Linked DNA regions of Mus musculus: region 1 is linked to region 2. Evidence: chromatin loops called from intact Hi-C (ENCODE). Cell type or tissue: left cerebral cortex. All regions are shown on one strand. Each heading gives the region's core, and the rest is flanking DNA. Links, peaks and the distances in the headings are about the cores only.

What was found. Hi-C counts contacts between places; a loop is a spot of excess contacts. Peaks named below come from ENCODE experiments on the same cell type or tissue, not always from the same donor. Only the 100,000 strongest peaks of a DNase experiment are listed, where the experiment ranks them.
Region 1: a loop joins it to region 2, with 2.6 times the contacts of the local background. A loop is called at or near these places in 2 of 42 quality-filtered maps.

What each region holds. Positions count from the first base shown.
Region 1 is chr11:57,026,674-57,035,503 of GRCm38, forward strand. The region is part of intron 2 of Gria1 (glutamate receptor, ionotropic, AMPA1 (alpha 1)); the gene reads left to right. Among named protein-coding and RNA genes, the nearest start is that of Gria1, 19 kb to the left of the region's middle. In left cerebral cortex, for the core only: no CTCF peak of the experiment used is centred there; DNase peaks (open chromatin) are centred at 3,970, 5,086 and 6,572; H3K27ac peaks cover 920 bases.
Region 2 is chr11:57,266,041-57,274,870 of GRCm38, forward strand. All of the region lies in intron 11 of Gria1 (glutamate receptor, ionotropic, AMPA1 (alpha 1)), which reads left to right. Among named protein-coding and RNA genes, the nearest start is that of Fam114a2, 250 kb to the right of the region's middle. In left cerebral cortex, for the core only: no CTCF peak of the experiment used is centred there; DNase peaks (open chromatin) are centred at 2,613, 4,858, 5,280, 5,772 and 1 more place; H3K27ac peaks cover 3,414 bases.

The DNA.
Region 1 (8,830 bases), core at 608-8,607, 240 kb before region 2:
GGTTGTCTGTGATTATATGTGTAAAGGGGTGGCACACACTGATTCTCTTGAGTTCTGAGAGTTCCAGGAGGCTGCATGTCAAATCCTCATGTGGTTAGGATGTGTGACTGAGAAGTGATAGGGAGAGCCAGGTGTGAGTCAGTCCTGCAACTCTAGATGAATATGGAGGGCTCTGAGTAAGGTACGGAGCTCTTATGTCTTGCTGTACACGTGTCTATGTGTGTGTGCAGGCACATATTTTTGTGTGCACATGTGTGAGTGTGGTGTGTGTGTGTGTGTGTGTTTGTGTGTGTGTGTGTGTGTGTGTGTGTGTGTGTGTGTGTGTGTGTGTGTGCTTGAGCATGTACAGGCACTCAGGTGCACACACATGTATGCCCATCAGCAGAGAAGAAGGAAGCACATTGGAAAGCCTTCTCTATCATTCTCCATCTTAGTCCCTTGAGACGGTGACTCTCACTGAACCGTAAACTAAGCTGATGGTCCAGCTCTTCTCCTGTGTCTGTCTCCCACAGCACTAGAGTACAGGTTCATGCATTGACATGCCCAAAGGATACTAGGTTCTATACTAAGGTCACGATTGTACAGCCAGCACTCTTATCCTCTGAAAGCTCTATTTTTTTTTTAAATAAAATATCACTACATTCTGGCTTGGCTGTAGATGTGTGAACTTCATCTGCTTTGTTGAAAACGTTGATGGTCTGTTTTGGGACCTCAGCTGCATTCAAGAGACCATGGAGATAACATCAAACATATTTGGGCATCATGGGGAGGGCTACATGTCAGGGGTATTCACACCTTCTTCCCACTCCAGAGACATAAGGAAAGACTTCCCTTCAGAGATAAGCGAGAGGCTGTCAGTTGAGGTACAGCAGGCTGAGCATTTCCAATTTGGTTCCTCGACAGCTACGTGTTGGGTGTGCTCTCCTTATCCTGTAGTCCGTCTGCAGATACCTTCCAAGGTATGATGGCAGGCCTTATTGCCTGCGTCACTGCCTGCAACACTGTAGGTTGTCTGGTCACATGCCCTGTGCACTTAAGCAGCTCGTTGTACTTCCTGCTAGCTTGGTTAAGGAGTTACTGGACAATTCTTTCTAACAACAATGGCTCTCTCAGTGTACTTTGGTATGTCATAGTCAGTCACCCTCAAAGTTCAGCAAAGCCCAAGACCATTGGAGGTTCAAGACTCTCGAGGTTACAGGCAGAACTGCCACGAATGAAGAGGGTGGTGAAATCGTCACCGAACAGCTGGGCATGTTTCAGTGTCCGCATCAAGTAGAACGCTTAGGATAAGGGAGATCTTCTGATATTGTCTTTTATTTTATGTACTTCAAACACTGCACTTTACAGAAAGCCGTGGGAACAGAGACACTAAACAAAATTAAATTTTGTGGAATTACAATACAAAACATAAATTTCCTATCTTTTTTTTTTTGTGAACATATCAACTGAGACTTGTCAGGTGTGTTTGCTGCTTTATAACATGGCTTTTGTATTTGCAGTAGCAGCCAGGCTACTCCTGAGTGTTACACCCTCATTCTTACAGACAGCTTCCTAAAGGATCCTCTGTACGTCCTTACACACACGCTTGAATTGCCTTAAATGGCCTTACACACGCTGCCTCCTTTCATTGGGTATTATATTCATAGCCTTCCTTTTTCTTCTTAAGAACTTGATTATCTTTAAAGCATTTTTAAAGTAAATTCTTCTTAAATGGAGGATTTTTTTGTCTAATATTTGTTTAATAGTTTAAAACTACATGTATTTATTTTTCTTGCATGTGTGCGTGCACACACTTGTAGCAGTTAGAGGACAACTTGAAGGAGTTGGTCCTCTCCTTCCACTTTATGGATCCTGGGGCCCAAACTCAGGGGGTTGGATTGGGAGCAAGTGCCTTTAACTTCTGAGCCAGCTCACTAGCCTTACTTTATTTTTAAAAACTTTTACTCTGATTTTGTGAGCAATAAGGTCAATAGAACTATTTGCAATGAGCTTAAACATAATAAATCAGAATTCTGATAACTTGTTGGATGCTGGTGCTGACAAATACTTGCAGAATGAACTTCTGAGTCTAGTTATCTTCCAGATATACAGTATGGGATGCTGAAAGCGGAGTCTAAGGGTCATTAGAGCAAGCCACTGCCATTACTCATCTGAAAGGGCTTTGAAGAATCAAAAGTGCTGGGCAAAGGCAGGGTGTTATAATTACCCAGGCTTCTTATCCATTAACATAAACATACCATGGATACAATGTGACTAATTAATCTTTAATGTCTTCCTGTGAGGGTGGTCATTATCTATGAATGGATCCCTTTGCAGGATGGAAAAAAATTGAAACTGCTAGGCTAAGTTTATCCCAGGCCCCAATATGTTAGCACTGCTAATCCAGAACTCTTCTCAAGTGGTTCAGTCTGTAAGAGTGGACTAAAGAAAATCCTCGTTTGGAGAGACAAAGGACAACACTGTTTGTGCAGGGGACAGTGAAGGCTCCATGATGACAAGTGGTTTAAAAAAAAAAACCAAACATTTATCTGAATAGTTTTTGTTTCAGTTTGTCTCTGGATTCAAGGACTTGAATTGGCACTAAGACAGAGTCATGGCCTCTGGATCTTTAGGCTTCATGTTGTAGTCAGACACAGTTGATACATATCAGTCCAAAAACACTACCACCTCCCGCTGGTCCTCAAATTCCAGTGGTGGAGGTGCTTTCCTTTCCCATCGACAATACAAAATCCTGGCACTGGTGTCATTGTACAAAAACCTGGTCACAAGCTCATTTTTGAATGTGTGAAGTAACCAGGGTGTTACGGTTTTGTGATTGCCCTAAATGTAGACCAGTGATCATTCTTGGAGGGTAAGGGGACAAATGATCACTACCCTGTCCACAGTCGTACCATCCTGAACACATCTGCTTTCACCTAATCACCCTGCCCGATCCTTGGTCATAACACCTGTGTAGGGGGTGGTTCTGCTGCAAAGGTCCTAGTCCTCAACTGGTTCTTAATTGACTAATAAAGAAACCAGCAACCAATGACTGAGGATGGAGCGGGACACTTAGAATTGCACAGGAGGGCACAAGGAGAATCGAGAGAACTAGGGGAGGAGGAGGGGGAGGAGGAGGAGGAGGAGGAGGAGGAGGAGGAGGAGGAGGAGGAGGGGGAGGGGGAGGAGGAGGAGGAGGAGGAGAAAGAGATAAAGCCAACCAGCCATATGAGTTTTTGGTTGGAGTGGCCAATGGTCACTCTATCCAATTATGTCTAGGGTGGCAGGGGAGGTTTAGGAGTGCCCAGTCATTGAGTTAGCAAAGGCATTTTAAGATTAACTGGTGTGAGTGTATGTGTGTGTGTGTGTGTGTGTGTGTGTGTGTGTGTGTGTGTGTGTGTTATTTTTTTTTTTTATCCGTGGATCCAACAGAATCTAGGTAGGGGCTGGAAGTGTGGTCCACTCAGAGCTTATAGCAGGTTAGCAAAAACTACACACAACACTCCTGAGACAATCCTTTCCCACAATATGTTATAACCCACAGAATGGAGGTCAGATGCTCAAGAGCAAAACAAGACAGACATCCTCCTACAGCATATCTCCGAAGAAGGAAAAATTCAGAGAGGAGAGAGTCCATTTCCTGAACTGGAAGAGTCTCTAAAAGAGAATTCAGACAAGATCAGAGGCCAGGGAGGGCAGAGGTTTGAAATAGAGGCCAATGCATGAGCGATAGCTATGCGTGATGTTTGATAATGCCTGCCCAACCAGGAACAAAATTGACCCATAGTATAGCTGGAACAGCCAGCGCTGTCACACTTGCCTCGGTGTCTCATCCCTTGAGGCGACCTCTGAAGTGTGTTAAGTCTAAAGAATCTGTCACCTATACACTCTCCCAGTGACAGAACAGTCCCTGCTCTCCTCACTCAATCTACTATGCACGAACACTTTCACAGTCCCAGTGGGAATCTTGGCTCCAGATCGGCTAAGCCCACACCACCAGATGGTCCCATCTTCTAATTGGTTCCATCTCCTTTAGTCTTTGGCAGGAATAAAACTTTCCCTGGGCCTGAAGAAGGGAGGCCAGGGAGAGCCAGGATCACAGGAAAGAGGCTTTAACTTGGGCTAAACATACTGAGATCCTAAGCTGGTATTTATCCAAGGGAAGAGAGGCATGGCTTTCTTTCACAGGTCACAAATTAACAATGTACTGTCATTCTCAAGCATGGGGTTCTTGTAGCTGGAAAGAGATGCAGTCACATAGGCCAGTTGATCTTGTGTAAGGCCTGCATGAAGTCATTAGTTTTTATGTGCTTCGTAGTAGATGCCATTATTATTGCTAGGCAAGTTTTCTCTCCTCCAAGTCACTAATCCATTCACGTTGTGTCTGCTAGTGTGACTTACTCTGGATATTTGCCGGTCCATAGATCTGTCTCAAGCAAGACCCATGGAAGAGCATGCCTGTAGAGCCTGCTGGTTCTGGGAGAAAGAGAGCACAGGTGTCAGAGATGACTAAAAATTTCATGCACTCAAGTCCCAGAGAGGTCATGCCCCAGCAACCTGTGGACCTGCCAAGGCTGCAGGGGTTACATAGTATTGCACATCATGTAATAGGGGCTGCCTTGCTTTGCAAGAATAACCCACTGATAGAAGCAACTACCAACTTGATTCAACACTTGACTAGTCACAAAAGAAACACTGAAAAATGGTAGTCTGGTCCTGGTCTCTATAAACTAGATATTCTAGCAAAAGAGGGGGACAATAAACATACTCATATTAAAGAAAATATTTTATTTTTGATTTATTTTTATTATTTTATTTTTATTTACATGTGTACGTGTGTGCATGTATACCACATATATGTAGATACCCTTGAGGTCAGAAGAGGGCATCAGATTCCCTGGAGCTGGAGTTATAGGTTATTCTGAGTAACCCAGTATGGGTGCTGTAGGTACCTAACTCTGGGTCCTCTGCCTGAGCAGACGAGTCAACAGGTACAGAAGCCCTGAACATGCAAGCAGAGGCTTCCTAAGCATCCCTCACAGAAAGGGGATGCGGTTGGCTGCACTTCCTGGCTTAGCTCTAGAAGATGCTAGAGTTGCTTATCAGGATGGCAGGAGGTTCCTGTGTGCCTACGCGTGTATGATTCATTCTTTCAGAGAAGAAGAACTACATTCTTCTGGGTACCCCTTCCCAAGCATGTGATCGATCACAAAATGATACTGAGGTCTGAACTTTGTGTGAAGGAAATGTTAGGTTGAAGAACTCACCTCCTGTTCCGGGTTCCATTTGTTAACTGAGGTTCATTGAATTGGAGCAGAGTCTGAGCAAACAGGAGGAGCCAGTTCTGCATCCCTCACTTCTCCTGCATCCCTCACTTCTCCTGCATCCCTCACTTCTCCTGCATCCCTCACTTCTCCTGCATCCCTCACTTCTCCTGCATCCCTCACTTCTCCTGCATCCCTCACTTCTCCTGCATCCCTCACTTCTCCTGCATCCCTCACTTCTCCTGCATCCCTCACTTCTCCTGCATCCCTCACTTCTCCTGCATCCCTCACTTCTCCTGCATCCCTCACTTCTCCTGCATCCCTCACTTCTCCTGCATCCCTCACTTCTCCTGCATCCCTCACTTCTCCTGCATCCCTCACTTCTCCTGTACCCCTCACTTCTCCTGCATCCCTCACTTCTCCTGCATCCCTCACTTCTCCTGCATCCCTCACTTCTCCTGTACCCCTCACTTCTCCTGCATCCCTCACTTCTCTTGTGTTGTAGCCTCCTAGATGGCAATGAACATGATCTCCCAGCTCTCTGCTCTCCACTGACTCCTCACACCAGACAAGAAGAACCAACATGGGGGTTGGGGGTAGATGACTCTCAGCGCTTTGGTATGTGGCTTCTCCTCTGACTGGCCTAGTGAACCAATTCCTCTTGGGTTATATGTGGATTTCTCAGTGGCAAAGCCCAGTCTTCCATCGTTGTTTCTTGTAGTCTATGGGTGTTGGGTGGTCTCCACACCCCTACCAGGGACATTAACTTTACAGGCCTGTGTTTGTTTAGCCTATCGCTATTGGTGTTTCTCCCAAAAATGTGTGCTGCTTTCCTCCCCAATGTCTCCCCATTGTCCAGCATACTATCCTCCACATCTAATATCTGAAACGAGCGTCCATACTTAGATAAGGAAGCAGAATGTGGCTCTGACCTGCCGCTTCCGCTTTTGATTGCTGGGGTACCATTCATCTGTGCTCGGGAATGGCTCCCAGCCTCCTCAGGTCTCTCAGCCCTCCACCCCTCACATGCCACATGTTCATCTTGCAGCTCCTCTGACCCTTGAACTGGTCCCTAGTTCCATTTCTTGGCTACTAAGGTTCTAGCTTCCACCTTCTGCCCGGCTCCTCCACACTGTGCTCCACTGACACATAGCTGGCAGACAGTGTCCTTTCTGCTGTTTCTAGTCTTGAACCTTCTCTGTCTGAAAAATGTCACCGAAGACTAGTCATCTTGCATTATGATAAAAATCAGCCCAGAGTCCAGGCCCCTCTCTAGTACAGTCTCTCTCTTCCTATTTCAGACTTAAAGCTCTGCTTACTCTGTGCTTCAGGCAGATGCACTCCCAGTCCTGCCTGCAGATCTCCGAACCGCTTTCACATTGCTTCTCTTCCTGTGACTGCCTCCCCAGAGAGAGTTCTTCTCTTCACCTGCTAACTCTCCACCCACTTATTCAGTCCAGCGGCGTTTACTGTCCACCCACTCTGCATCAGCCCTAGGACCACAGCAGAAAACCCATCAAAGCCCCAAATGCTCTTAGGGTGGACACGCTGCAGAACAAATAGAAACCATGAATTTAAATACTTCTTAAATGCTTCTGACTCAGCCGATGGAGGCACAGGCAGGGTAGGGGCTGCACATGCTTGGTTCTTGTGTTTGCCTCCATCTCCTGTGGCTTGGGGCAAGAATGGAAGCTTCTCTGTGCCCAAGGAGGGAGATGAAGGAAGTTGTCAAGGTCCATTAAAAAACAAACAAACAAACAAACAACAGGTGGATGTCTTCAAAGAGAGATTTTAGAAGGATGGTTTGTGTATGGCTTCTGTGAAGAGGGGATAGTTGGACTGAGTCTTTGTATTTGTTTCCTTCTTGGTCTCTATGTCAGAAATGCCTGACAAGAAATAACTTAGCCCATTGTTTGGGGGTCCAGTCCATCTGTAGAAAGCCATAGGAACAGGTGTGTGAGGCAGCTGGTCACATTATATCCACAGTCAGGAAGCAGAGGGAAGGAGAGAGAAAGAAAGGTCAGCTCTCAGCTTGTTGTTTCCTTTTCACCCAGTCCAGAGCCCCAGCCCACATGATTGTGACACCCATAGTCAAGATGGGTCTCCCCACCTCAGCACAATCTAGGAAATCTATCACGAATGCACACAGAGGCTTGTCTCCTAAGTGATTCTAGATCCTATCAACCTGACAGTCAGATTAATCATTACAGCACTGTGATGGATGGAACCTTCTGTAACGCTGGGAGATATAAATCAGCATTGTGCTGTCTATTAAAACAGCCACTGACTACACTCATTTACTAAGCATTTGAAATATAACTACTAGAGTTAAATCTTTAATAGTTTTCAATCTTATTAATGTTAAGTAGCCACATATGGATAGAGGTTATCACAGTAGACATTATAGACCCAATGACCAGAATAACCCAGAAAGGAAAGAATAGCAAATATACAGACTTTAACATGGGAGCAAAGTTGCATATTCTATAAACAAAAAGCAAAATATATAGCCAAAGCATGCTGAGCAAAGAGATAGGCAGAGTTTTGTCATGGTGATAAGAATTTAAGATTAATTTTAAATACTATATAGTTATTAATAGTAGTATAAGTATATGATTTTACTTTTCTAAAGTCACCAAGATTCCCTGTGGGAAACTGATGCAAACTGATGCAGTGATATAAAACTAATGTGTGATAGACAGTGTTTACCAAATGCCTCAGCTACATAAAACAAAGACTTAAAAGTCTATTACTGACCTCAAATTGACTGTAGTTCCCCCTGTCCTCAGCTGGATGGTCTGGATTCCCAGAAAGACAAGTGTCTGCTGTGTATCTCTCTCAGGAGTAAAGAAAGGTCCAGGAAGCCAGAACATCTGGCGAAGAATCACAGGGGTCAGAACATCTGGCGAAGGATCACAGGAGTTGGAGCTAACCCTGATCATAAATTGACATTTTTTTCTACTTTGTGTCACAACCTTAAATATTGCATTGGTTCAAGTAAAGTCACATCCTTGAATCTGTAGGGATGATTGACAAAAATCTCATGGCAAAGAGAACGTGCATAATTCTCTAATCATGACTCAAAATGCCATAGAGGTGTGTGGGGAGACCAGCTCAGAATCTTCAACAGTTCTGGATAGGGGAGTAATGGTAATATTGTGCTTTTGATACTATCTGTCATCCTCTCAGATACCACTATTGTCCTGTGAGGCCTTTTATCATTCCTTCAGTAACACATTATTTATTTTCCTTTTATTTCATCAGCCCCTCCCCCCTTTTATGGGCTTTTATTGTCCCCTTTGACTTTCTACCTTCTCTACCCCCCAAAAGGCCAACACCAACTGTGGAGACCCTCAGCCCTTAGAGAGTAGACAATGATAATAGGACTAGGTAGCCAACTGCCTATAATAACAAGCCATAGATGCCCCCAGGGTAGGATAATGGTTAAGAGTGAGGATTTTGGCTTCCCTAATTTTGGATCGCAGGTGATTTTATAAGCGACTTAAGCTCTCAAAGCCCTGGTTTCTCATTTTGTAAAGCAACAGTAATGACACATTCCTCTTAAGTCGTGTGGACCAAAGCAGATA
Region 2 (8,830 bases), core at 454-8,453:
TTTTAGCCTTAATGCAGGAGGCAAGCTGGAGTTGCACAGGCATAGCCTGAGAGGAGAAAATTTGAAAAGTTAGGGTTTTTGTTAGTTCATTTTTAGCAGCTGAGTCTAACGGTCTAACTACATACCAGATATGAAGGGCAGTTAAATTAGGAGTGTTGGCTGAGCCAAGAATCACCCAGCTCTCCACATATAATAGACGTAAAAAATGGCACAAAGAGCAAATGCATCCATAACCTTGAACCACAGAGGAAAAACCATTCTGAGCAAAATTCTGTTCCAATTCACCCTGTGAGTTTTCGGTTTCTGTTGATGTCAACGATGATGAAGCCGTGTGGGTCTGAAGACAATAAGCAAGCCCCCGACCCCCCTCAGTGGTAGCTAAACAAAGCACCGTGCTGGATATATCAAAGCTATGTTGTCAAAAATCGAACAGCTCCATCATTGCTCAATCTTCTAAAACCCACGAATTTATTTGACTGTGTTTGTGAACAATTCAGTCTATCAATGTTAGCACAGAAATATGACAAGAGGAGACAGGATCTCAGGACCCAGCGAGTTAGTAGGAGATTTCCTCAAGAGGAATAGAATTTGGGGAGATGAAGAGTTGGCTCAGTGGGCAAATCCCCTGCCACAAAAGCCTGGTGACCTGTGTTTGGATCCCAGCACCCATATTCAAAGCTGGGCATGCAGGCATGGAAATGTACTTCACCACTGAGAAGATGAGGAAGGGGGCTCCCTGGAGTTTGATGGCAGCAAGTCTTGCTGAATCCATGAGGTGCAGGTTCAGTGAGATTCTGTCTCAAATACTAAGGTGGAGAGTGATCGAGAGAGTCACATGATAGGGACTTCTGACCTCTACATATATGTACACAAACTCATATGCACCCATAACATAGACACATACGCACGTACACACCACACACACACACAAAAAATGGGGATGGAACAAGATGTAATCCTCTTGAACTCACAAGTGAATTTTTTAATTTTGTAAGGGAAAGGGGTCATCAAATAAATATTCAACAACTTGGTCTATTCATTCACTCCCAATGTCCAGTGTTACAGCATCTACTGTTTCTGATGCTTATTCACTGTATCCTTAGCCATCACTTCTGAAACTTTTCCATACTAGAGAATCTTCCAAAGATGCAATTTCTATCAGTAGGCCTGGAATGAAGGCAGAGTTTGCTATCTTTTGTTTCTTTTATTGCGCATATGCTTATGCCATAGTACAAATGGCGGGGTCAGAGGACAACTTTGGGAATTTGGTTCTCTCCTTCCACCATGTGGGTCTCCGGGTAAACTCAGTTCCTCAGGCTGGGCGGCAAGTACCTTTACCTGCTGAGCCATCTCCTCAGCCCAAGAGTTTTCACTTGTTACAAACCTCAGGTGATGTCAGAATTGCTGGTCAAAAGACTGCAGCCTTTGGAACACTGAAACACAAGGCCAATTCTGAGTTGTAAGAAGAAAAGGACCAAGTTTTACCACTTCCCCAGTGCCTGTCACGGAGCTTTTCTTGGCCTGTACAGGTTCAAGAAATAAATGAGTGTCTAAATAAATACTGCCTGTGATTTACATCTGCACATACATTTTTATAACTGTGATATGCGAAAAGTTTACCAGTGTTGTCAATAAATGTAAGAATAAGAGTGGCTGCGATCTGGGGAAATAAAGAAGGCGTGGCAGACAGAAGAAAATAAAATAGACAAGAGAGTGCTATTAAAGTGTAAGGAGGTTGAAACCCAGGCAAAAACAGGCTGTACAAAAGTATACTTTTAAAAAGAAAGTAAATAAAAGGTACTTTTAAAAAGTAAAGAATAATTAGGTCAATTCTGCCACACTAGACCTATGGGCTGGTAGGGGAGCGCTCGTACTGTTTTGTTCCTATATTGGAGGTTAAACCCAGAAGCTTAAGTATGTAGGGCAGAGAGGTAAATTCCACTATTATATTTTCAAGCATATATATGTGTGTGTGTGTGTGTGTGTGTGTGTGTGTGTGTGTGTGTGTGTGTGTGTGTGTCTATATCTATATGAAATGGAGTACATGTTGATTGCCTCCCACCACCCTCCCCTAATCCCCTTCTGGCCCAAAGAGTGCCCTCTTCTGCTTTCATGGCCCAGACATTCCATGTCCTCTCCTGTGCCCTGACCCGTGCCCTTAGAGCTCCTCGTCCCCTCCTCTAGCTCCTCTTCTCATCTCAGGTCTGATCTGAATGAACCTAAATCTCAGTTCCCTGTATGAGGGGAAACATTTGTGTCTCTGGATGTGCTGGACGCCCTGCCACGGGAGAAGAAGCTCAGTGCCCACCACTGAGTCTCATCTGGCCCCAATGCCAGCACATCTGAGGTTTCCAAACCTCTCGAGCCAGTGGCTGAAGAATTCTTCTTTGCAGACTTTCAAAGGGTGATCAGCAACCAAACATAGAGGGGCTTCTCTGTGATTCCAAAGATTAGGGAGATAAAGGCAGGAGAATCAGGAGCTCAAGGCCAGCCTGGGCTCTGGAGTTAGTTGGACAGAGGCCAACCTGAACGACATGAGATCCTGTCTCAGGAAAAAGGGCAAGAGAGAAACAAAGAAATAAGAAGTGGGGGAGGGGGCTGGAAAGATGACTCGGAGTTAAGAATACCTACTGCTCTTGCAGACGATCCAAATTCAGTTCCTAAAACCCACATTGAGCAGCTCACTGCCACTTGTAACTCTAGCTTCAGGAGAGAAGATGCCTCTGGGATCCTTGGGCAGTCCACATGCACAACCCCCAACATACACACACACACACACACACACACACACACACACACACACAAATATATATATACTCACATACACACACAGACATGCATACACATATTTACACAAACATAAACACAGACACACACACACATATACACACTAAAATGTATTTTTAAAAGGTCAAAAAGAGAACAAAGCAGTTGGCTTATAGACAGGGTATGACTGACGGTGGCCCCTGGTTCCTGTCCAGCTCAGCCTCCAGTCTTATGTCTGCTGGTGGGGTGTTTAAAGATGGATAAACCAAGAACTCATAGACAGGGCCCTTCCCTGGGTTAAAACCACTGCCATTCTTCTCTGGAGCATTCACTTTGAAAGACAGACTGAGCCTGCCTGTGGTTTCAGGTGGTACAAAGCCCATCAGTTCCTGGGTATGAGATCTATTCAGTCCCCCTAGCTCTCCCTGCTTCCTAGGTCTCTCATGCCTCCGAATTAGAACTTCCCTGGGGAAACATAGTGCACCTTCTCACCTAACACCAATCGGACTCCATGTCTACCGCAATCCTTCCTTGGTAATTTGCATAAGATACACAATCTGTTTGGCGAGGACTCTTGACTAGACTTTGAAGGTCATCCTCCCTGGGTTTGTGGGGGAGGCTAAAGCAAGTATTGGAAGTCCCTAGGGAATCCTGGTTTTATCAATAGAATGTAGAGACTAGATTAAGGACTGTGTGAGGACGGGCCAGAAACCTCTGAAGGTCAGATCAGTTCTCCAAGATGGCTGGAGAATGTGACAACACAGAACGGGGACGTAACATGTTCATCACCACGATGGTGCCCATGTTACCTCACCCAATTTCAGTAACAATCCGTTGAGTTCACAATAGGATGATTCCAGTTTTAAAGATGGGGAGATGAGAAAATAGAGCAAGATCACAATGTTAAGTGAAAAATCTCAGAGTCAGGCCTCACCTGTTTGTCGGTCACTGTAACAGGGCAAGACAGGGAGGCCAGGGAGGCGTCATCCTGAGTTAACCTCTGTCTAATGCTGGACCCAGCATTAATTACGAAGGAAGGGTCACGTTAGGAAAACGCATGTGTGATACCGCTTCTGACTTAACAATATCAGAACTTTGCGGCTCCTTTGCAAGGAGCGTTTTGATTTTTCAGTATCACAAAGGCTGGTAGCTGCCTCGGGGGTCAGCACCACTGTCCTGATTATTTTAGGGGTGGGAGAAATCATGCTGAGGCTCAGAAATTAAATGATTTATTTATTTTTTTTTATGTATGTTATAACAGCCCTCAGGTAGATGAGTGTGGCCCTCTCTCTAGGGAAATGGACTTGAAATGAAATAGGGATTTTCCCAATGGTTCACACTGCTGCTCCCCAGTGACCTGCTCTGATATGCCAAGCCCCCACCCCCACCCCCACCCCCAAGTTCTCAGGCAATTTTTTCTCTCTCTCCAGGGGCCTACTCCATTTCTAATTCTCAGGAAGCTTTCCTCTGCCAATTTAAATGTTAACTCTTAAGAAGCTATGGGAATGTGTACAGAGGGGCTCTCATCCTCATTGGGGTACTAGACAAAGCCTGAGGGACAGAAGCAGGCCAGACCCAGCTCCCCAGGAGTTGAGACAAGAGTTGGGAAGCACAAGTGAGCGGTCATTACAATGAAGGAGTCTGGCCGCTCATTATCCTCCAGTGTCTTAGTCTTAGTTGCTTTCCTCATTTGTGTGACAAATTATCTGACCCTCCAAAAAAGCAAAGCGGGGGGGGGGGTTGTTTGGGCTCACTGTTTGAGGGTACAGTCCCTCATGGTTGTGATGGAAGGAATTCGGGACATCTGGTTACCTTGCATCTATGGTCAGGAAGCAGAGATAAATGATTGCTATCGCTCAGTGTTGAGGGCCCTTGATAACCAACGGTTGAGCAATGTCAATGTCAGCAACATCAATGCCAGCAACGAATCTGCCCAGCCGTTGACCCCTGAACCCCTGTGGCTAAAGACAGGTTGGGATCCTACTCCAGCCAAGTTCAGCTTTGGGGTTGTTCACAAAACCCAAAGCATTAGCTACTAGGCAGGCTACTTGGAGACTCAACTTGGTCAGTTTATACATGCAGCAATGGCAAGTGGCTCGCTTAAAACCTGAGGCCAGGAAGGACCTTGAACTATAACTTCCTTCCCAATGGCATTACTTCCGTATCAATAACCAACCAGTGAGACCCATGTCCACCCTCAAGGGAAGAAGTTTTATGACATCTCTAGAAAAGCCCTATCTAATCTGCTATCACTTTAAAAGCGTATGCTTTCCTGACTGCTAATTACAACTTTCAGTTTAGTGTTAGTCATGTAGAGAAGGAGGATGTTCTCAAAGAAAAAAGAAAAACAGTCAATGAAATTACTTTGCTCATTTTCAAAGTGATGTGTAAAGCATATTGTTGATGATGTTTTTAACCTTCCTGATGGGAGGCTAGGGGGATTGTTCAGGAGGATCCTAGTGGGCTTCCTGGCCAGCCAGGGCGGTTGGTCAATTCAAGGTACAGGGAGAAACGCTGTCTCCAAACTCAAGGTGGGAAGCAACTTGCCTCTACACACATAGACAAATATGTATACACATGCACACACACATACACACACACACACACACACACACGTTATATAAACACAAATGTAAATATACTAATAGTGAGCTAATGCTGCCTGTAATAAACTAGCAAACCATGCCAATTCCTAATGACACTGCTGTTTGGGGAATGCATGTGGAATATAAGCAGAGAGAGTTTGGCACCTGCAGTTTTCAGTTTTGTGTGCAAACCCAAAAATATTTGCTGAGTGCCTAACCTTAGGAACTTCAGAGGAGTCAAACTTAAAAGAATCCATTCTTTTTCTAGTTACTTGGGATCTACTTGTGCAGTGCAGAGAGGGTAGTCACAGATGGGGAGGAGGTGGAACGGAGGGCTGGAAGCAGACCTAGGCGTAGCACAGACTGAAAGCACCAGTGTGGGACTGAACAGAGCTTGCTACATGCCAGGCTGTTAGCAGAATCAGGCAGGCAGCAGCATGCAATAGAGGAAGATTCGGAAAGACAGAAGATCAGCTGGGAAGCAGGGAATGTTTCAGATGTGGGCTTCTCTAAGTTCCCCAATGCACCCACCCATCACAGACACTTGACAAGAGTAGGAAGTGTACCGAAAGGCATGTTCTGTGCAGACAGTGAGGAACATGGCATTCTTGTAGACTTAGTGAGAACGAACAGTGACACAGAGCCTATGGAGACAAGTATAAAGAGTCGTCACGAACTCAGAGAACTGCCGTGCAAGGCAGCAATCCAGTGCTCGGTACTTATCCCAGAGTATTCTCAGGAACTGGAGAGATGCCCGAACCTCTATGTCTACTGTAACACCAACTGTAATAGCTAAGATGTGGGAATAACCAAAACGTACATTGATCAATGAGTGGATAAGCACATCTTGTCTGCATGCTCACAGGAGTGCCTTTTAGCCTTCAAAAGTCTCTGTGGCATCAAGGGGGAACCCTGGGGACATTGCCAAATGAAATTAAACCAGGCAAAGTGCAAATATCAAATAATATCTTTGGAAAAGTCAAATTCACAGACTGGAGGAATGAATGTCAGTGTCTTGGCTGTTTTCCCTATTACTACAATAAAATACCTTGGCAGAATTCACAGGAGAAATAGTTGATTTGGGCCCATTGAGGTTCAATTCAATCATGGTGGGGAAGTTACAGAGGTATCTGGTCACACTGCTTCCACAATCAGAAAGCAGAAAGCACTGAATGCTAATGTTTAATTCAGCTTCTCCTTTTGATATTGTCCAGGATTCTAGCACAGGGAAGGGAGCTACTCATGATGGGTACTTCCCACCTAAATTAAACTAATCAGATAATCTCCTAAGGACATCGCCATATGCCCAGCTCATCTTCCAAGTGATTCTAGAGCCAATCAAGTTAACAATTGTGATTAACCATCATGGACATTCATGTGGAGTGAAAAAGAAATGTGTAGATATATTCTGGTTTACATTTATTCTTTTTATTTTCTGTGTATGAGTGTTTTGCCTGTGTGAATGTCTGTGACCAACATGCATACCTACTGATGGTTGTGAACTGCCCTGTGTCATGTGGGTGCTGGGAACTAAAACCCTTTCCTCTGGAAAAACAGTAAGCGTTCTTAACTGCTGAGCTATCTCTCCATCCCAGGTGTCATCACTGGGTGTCGACTTCCAGTCAAGCCAGATGGATAAGCTATGAGCTCCTTTTTACAACCTCATATAAACAAGCAATGTCGATATATTGCACACTTAAAATTGTGTTCCACAAGTAAATCTCATGTGAAATAGTCTCACAAAAATAAATTTTAGTAAGGAAGAGGCTAGAGAGAAGGCACATCCGTTAAGAGCACGTATTACTTTCGCAGAGGACCTAAGTTTGGCTTCCAGCATTCATATGGAGTGGCTCAAAACTGACTCTAGCTTGAGTCCCAGGAAGTCTGACACCCCTTCCAGCCTCTCTGGGCTCTACACTTAGCTGCACATACCCACACACAAACACGTAAGAAAAGCGAGACAAACCTTTAAAACTTTTTAAAGCAATTAAAGAAATAGCAGCTATGAATTTGAGAGAGAGCAGAGGATGGGATTATGGGAAGAGTTGGAAAGAGGAAATGGAAGACTGACATCAAGCAATTATATCTTAAAAATTAATATTTTTTAAAAATTTATTGATTTTTAAGCCAAGATTTAAGGATTTGTGTTTGTCTTTTATTACACCTTGACATATCACAGCATATATGCTTTAATAAAAGAGAAGAAGCTCTCTCACGTGGCCTGGAGTTTAGGTAAATGTAATATCTAACAAAAGCACTGGTAAAGCTTTGGCACTTGTAGAGATAGTCCTGATGGAGAAACTGGGAGAAGCTTCTGGAGTAGACACCTTCTGAGGCAGAATTTGAAGCTGAGAAAAATCGCTTGAGAACATCTGTCAAGAAACAAGATGGAAGATTAAGAGTACAGATGAAGGAGGAGGAAGGTGGAGGTGACTAGGGTGCTGAGAAGGGAGGCAAGGCTTGGCCCCACCCCAGGACAGTCTCTGCTGTATGATTGACAGGGGTTTATTGTGCCTACCTCTGTGTTGTAAAGTATTAACTCAGCATATTAACATAGTAGGTCCCAATTCTGGAATCAGAGCCAGCATGCTGTGACTTGGTTCTCAGCTGGGGACTCACACAGTTGCATCTTGATGATAGAAACTATCCCTGACTCCAGCCATAGTATACACACTTTCAATCTCTCCAGCTTCTGTCTCCTACTGAAGAATATTCTTTTGATGAACTCCATGCCTGGAGCAGGCCCACTAGGTAAGATCATCAGCTTAAGTTCAGCTGATGAGTGAAGATCAGCACTGTCCCATAGGTAAGCTCCCCTTTGTAACTGAGCACAGCCTTGAGTAAGCACAGGACAGAGGCCAGCTTACAACGCTGCCTGGCTCATCTCCTGTGCACATGGAAAGGGACTAACCCATGTTCTTGGATGCAGAGAGCACAGAAAAGGAGATGAATGGTAGAGATGGATGCCAAGCACTGGGGCCTGATGAAAACAGTATTCTCTGCCTTCTTCAGAAAGATGTAGAAGACCCTCATCTCCTGAGGTTTAGGAGGAAGTCTCCACCCCCTCAATCTCCTGAACACTGGAAGGAAGCCTCTTTGGAGCCTGTTCCTCACAATGTACAGCCTAGGGCAAGACCGAAGTCCAACTGGTCTTCAGCCTTGATATTGTCAAGAGGGAAGCTGTGCTTGATGGGATCTCTTGAGGAAGAAATGGGAAGATTTGACAGTGATTCACCAATGGCGGGGAACTGTCAGAATGTGTGGGAACTTCAGGTTTTTACAGTGAATTTAAAGAAACAAACTTTATTGTCTTAACTTTGTATCATACATAATGTGCTCCCTGACAATCACTTTGCAAAGATATCTGAAGGAGCAGGATTTTATAACCATGGGAGGTTTGGAGATGCATCTGAATTATCACTTCTTCCAAAATAGTCTTCTAAAGCTTTGCGATGAGCCTATTGAGTCATAGACCAAGC